Linked DNA regions of Mus musculus: region 1 is linked to region 2. A link is a loop called in an ENCODE intact Hi-C map of the cell type or tissue named here. Cell type or tissue: heart. All regions are shown on one strand.

Evidence for each region. A loop is a pair of places that touch in the nucleus more often than their neighbours do. Peaks named below come from ENCODE experiments on the same cell type or tissue, not always from the same donor. Only the 100,000 strongest peaks of a DNase experiment are listed, where the experiment ranks them.
Region 1: a loop joins it to region 2, with 4 times the contacts of the local background. A loop is called at or near these places in 17 of 42 quality-filtered maps.

The regions. Positions count from the first base shown.
Region 1 is chr2:165,777,681-165,780,180 of GRCm38, forward strand. No RefSeq gene overlaps it. Among named protein-coding and RNA genes, the nearest start is that of Gm29993, 47 kb to the left of the region's middle. In heart, a CTCF peak has its summit at 1,402 (motif pointing right); a DNase peak (open chromatin) is centred at 1,431.
Region 2 is chr2:166,044,946-166,047,445 of GRCm38, forward strand. All of the region lies in intron 2 of Ncoa3 (nuclear receptor coactivator 3), which reads left to right. Among named protein-coding and RNA genes, the nearest start is that of Ncoa3, 54 kb to the left of the region's middle. In heart, a CTCF peak has its summit at 1,460 (motif pointing left); a DNase peak (open chromatin) is centred at 1,326; H3K27ac peaks cover 339 bases.

The DNA.
Region 1 (2,500 bases), 270 kb before region 2:
TTGACCTTGAACTCTTGGCAACCCTCCTGCCTCAGTCTCCAACATGTGCCATCTCACAAACATGTGCCACCATATCTGGCTGAAGAAATTGTAGCTTTTAATATAAGTCATGGCTCTGATTTTTCAGAGCCAGAGGCCACTGTCCTTGGGCCAGTCTGGGGAGATAGGCTAAGAGGAAGGATTGGGATCCCATGCTGCTCTGGGTGATCTGGTGGCTCAGATAGAAGGATGGAGGCCGGAGAAAGTGTTCTAAGGAGGGACAAGAGAGCATAAAAATGTCCAAGGAGTGGGACAAAGAAACCTTAAGGGAGTGCCGGGGACCAAGGCTAATGTGAGAGGGACACATGGAGCGCAGTTGACCTTGGGTTGGGGATTTTATTTTAAATCTCTTGAAAAGACCTGGGAGACTATAGGCAGGACACCATGTGGTCTGACTTATGCTTTCCCCACATCCTGGTTTGCAGGGGATAATGGCCGGCTCGGTCCCATTGCCTGGTCACGGGTCTCCTTCCTGGATTTCAGATTTTGTTATTAGGTTTTTCATTTTATGAGCAACATAAATTTTATGGCACAGATCTCAACTCTCACCATCATGGCGTGTTTACATGATTCCACTGGGGTGGTTACGTTACACAGATCAAAACAGAATGGAGTCCAGAAGGCCCGTCTGCTCCTGGCACTTCTACCCTTCCCCTCCGCTGCACTGGTATCTGTCTCGGGGCCTGGTCCAGAACATGGGCTCATATAGAAGGACCCCTTGGTGCCTGGCTTCCCTCCTGTGGAATGTTCACAGGTGTCTTGGACCCGTAGTATATCCTGACTAACATGCAGACTTGACCTAAGAGTTATGGACCTGCTGGGTGTTGTAGCATGTGCCCATATCCTGGGAGGCAGGGGCAGGATCATGACTAACCAGGTTTACTTAGAAAGACCTTGTTTAAAAAAATTAGAAAGATGGGCTGGTGAGATGGCTCAGTGGGTAAGAGCACCCGACTGTTCTTCCAAAGGTCCGGAGTTCAAATCCCAGCAACCACATGGTGGCTCACAACCATCTGTAACGAGATCTGACGCCCTCTTCTGGTGTGTCTGAAGACAGCTACAGTGTACTTATATGTAATAAATAAATAAATCTTTAAAAAAAATTAGAAAGATGACCAATCAATAGATTTATAAGTTGATTGATGACTAATAGATGATAAATGTTAGACTAATTGATGAGTAGTAGATGAGAGATAGGTGGTAAATTTACAGGCTGATTGATGACCTGTAGATAATAGATCAATAGATAAATTTCTAGAATGGAAATAGATTTCTTTCTAGAATAAATCATTCCACTTTCCCTGAGACTGTAGCCTGTTTATTCGGTCAGCACCAGTGTTGCCATGCTCAGCAGAGACCACTAGGTGGCAGTGTGAACACAGCTGTTCAAGCCATAGGACCAGGTGCCAGCAATAGAATGAATCTCCCTTTGACAGGATTCTGCAGAGAGCAGAGCAGAGAGCACACATGCCCTCGGGCACACCTTTGTCAGTGACCTACTCTTGGACGCCATGTCTATGACACAATAGAAACGATGAACTGACAGCTCAGCTCAGCCTTAAGCGTGGACACTCACACTCTCCACAATAAAATTATTACCGAAGCTTAGATTGTTTGTGGGAGTGTTGTTGTTGTTGTTTTTGGAGGGTTGTTTTGGTTTTGTTCCTTGAGACAGAGACAGTAGCCCAATCTGGCATCCCTGCTAGGTAGCGGAGGCTGGCTTTGTGTGTTCCTGATCCTTCTGCCTGCCTTTGCCTTCCAAGGGTTAGAATGACAGGTTTGCGCAGGGTGGGCTACCAGGCGTAAGCACACGGCGACATGTATTTATACATGCAGAAGCTCACTTCTCGGATTGTGATAAGTCAGCTGTGGTCAAACTGATTTTTAAACATTAACATTGTCTCGGGGATAGTGGCACATGCCTGTCACTCCAACACCTGGGGGACCAAGGCATTGTGTGTGTTTGAGGCCAGACTAATCAACGAAGTGAGTCCCTGTCTCAACATTGGAAAAAAAAAAAAAAAACTAAAATTCAAACTTATGTCTGTGGCTGGAAATGGACACTAAGTCTCTTAGCTATTGTACTCTGTGTGAATGGAGGAGGAAGAGGAGGAGGAGGGGGGGGAGGGGGAGGAGGGGGGGAGGAGGAGGAGGGGGAGGAGGAAGGGGAGGAGGGGGGAGGGGAGGGGGAGGAGGAGGAGGAGGAGGAGGAGAAGAAGAAGAAGAAGAAGAAGAAGAAGAAGAAGAAGAAGAAGAAGAAGAAGGAGAAGGAGAAGGAGAAGGAGAAGGAGAAGGAGAAGGAGAAGGAGAAGAAGAGAGAAGAGAGGAGAGGAGGAGGAGGAGGAGGAGGAGGAGGAGGAGAGAGAGAGAGAGAGAGAGAGAGAACAAACAGTGGCTTGTGAACAGCTGTTCAGCCTGAGTTCAGGGCCCAGCATGGGAGTCTGGGCTAGACTATCTCACT
Region 2 (2,500 bases):
GCCTGGCAGAGCATGGTTCAGGCAGTGTCATGGGGAGTGGTGGGTAGGAGGAGGCATAATGCCTGTGGAGGTAACCCCTACCTGCCCAGACCCTTACCTCATGCCCCTAACCAGCAGATGTTACAGCACTTTATGTGGTTCCTGATTAAGCTGTGAAGCTTTGTGAGCTGGGTGGAGGGAGTTTGACTTAGGGAATGAGTCATGAATCGTTTGCTCTGGTGATGGCTTGGTTGGTTATGGAATATGTCATAGCCTCTTCCATCCGGATCTAGTAATGATTCTAGGCAAGCTATTTAGCCACTTCCCTATCTGTAGAACAGAACTAATCACATGTGTGTGGTGGGGGTCACCATGTGTAACCACCCAGTGTATGTTAGTTCAGTGCCATTCTGCTCTGTCTCATCCACTCCCTCTGTTACTAACTAAGTTAGGAAAAGGGGAAGGCTTAACCAGTCTCTGCTGCCTTATCCTTGGATGGCCTACCTCCTCTCATTTTGGTACAATAAGGTTTTTCTTAGACCTTAAAATAACTTGCTCAAACAGAACACCAGCATTGATATTTTTTGTTTAATCTTTTTTTAAACGTTTGTGTGCCTGTGCATGCACACAGGTCTCAGTCTACAAACATTGTACAGAAAACATGGTTCTTTCCTTCTAGCTTGTGGGCCCCAGGATGGATCTCTGGTTGCCAGGAAAGAGGCAAGAGAGTGCCTCTGCCCTCTGAGGCCTCTCACTAATTCTTCTTTTTGGCCATGTGTCCTTGTGCTTCGGGCTAGTTAGCAAGCATGTTCTCCTGTCAGAACCCTGAGATAACAAAAAGGAAGCTGGTTAACGGTAAGCCGTAACCAGCATTTTAATGTTTTTAGAGGGAGCCACTGCCAGTCTTTGTGTATTCAGTTACATTGAGTTGGCACCACTCCACTGATGTTCATTTCCTGCTGTATGCTGTATTGCACAGCAAAGTCAGACCTGTTGTGGAGTACAGATCAAACCATGAACTGCTCTTCACTGACGGTTCTCCACGTGGACTTGCAGTCCATGTAGCACAAGGGCAAGAAGATAATGTTAGACTTCTGGAATAAGTTAAGTAAAGATAGGTATGTAAGCGCTCAATGTTGCTCAGTTAAAAAAATAATCTCTGAACTGATTGACAACACAGCTAGAACCACACTTGTCTGTTTAACACTTTGTCTGTCTACATGATGCTGTAGTCTGACACTGTAGAGGGTTCAAAAGGTGTGTGTGACCACAGATAGGACGGCAAATACTTGTTGCTCAGTATGAAGCAGAGGCAGGAGGATTGGTGCTCAGGGCCAACCACAACTATGGGTTCCAGGCCAGTCTGGGCAATGAGGCCCTGTCTCAAAACAAACATGACCTACATATTTTAAGTTTGATCATGTGGGGTTTTTTACATTTTATTTTTATTTTTAAACTGGCCTTTGTGGTGGAATTGTGCCACCTAGTGGCACAACTGCAGGCTGGCTGGCTGCAATACTGATGCAACATTGGATTCTTTAGACCAGTGATTGTCATGTTCGCGCACGAGTTAACCACTTAGTTAGTAAATGAGGCTGAATAGAGCCCTGACATTATAAGCTCAAAAAGAAATAACTTGTATTTATCGTCTTAGTGTGCGAAACTTAACCAAGATACATTATTTTTCCAGCCGTCAGTATGTAAATAATGGCTGCTGTGTGACTTAATGGCAACCTGTCGTATAGTGTGTATCTGGCTTTGCACCTATGCTTTAAGAAGAACGTAGGGTAGTTCTACAGTCATGTTAATATAGTCTAGGCTAACTTGGACTTAACAATGGAAGAGAAACGATCCAGTGGACAGAAGTGCTACCTAGGAAAAGAGCCTGGGGACAGGAGGATGAGTTCTGTTCCCAACATGCCCACATGGTAGATCATGACTGCCTCTTAACTCTAGCTCCAGGGGATTGACAGCGACTTTTTGTGGCTTGTGGGGACACTGCATACACATGCTAGCTATATATATATACACACACACACACACATACATATGTATATATACATGTAGGCAAACACTCACTCATATACAGAAAGTCAAAACCAATCTTCTAGCCTAGTCTGGGCTCATTACTTGAAGTGTTCTTACCAAATCACTGGGTTAGCTTTTATTACCTTGGTATAAATAAAATTCAGAATTGTTTCAAGATTGAAGTGCTATAGTCTTTTATTAAACATAATTTATTTGTGAAATATAAGTTGACACTGGGCCCAGATTGGCCTGGAACTTGCTTTGTAGACCAGGCTTAACCAGAATCCTTAATGTTCCTGACTCAGCCTTCTGAGTGCTGGGGTTAGAGGCTGGCACCACCATGCCCAGCATAATTACAACGCATCTGAGCTCTGAGCTTGTGCAGACACACTCATTCATACAGAAATACCCCAGGACCACAGGATACAGCTGTTCCACCATGTGACACCTTCGTAGAAAATGCCTGTTTTTGTGCTTTAATCTTGTCACCTCT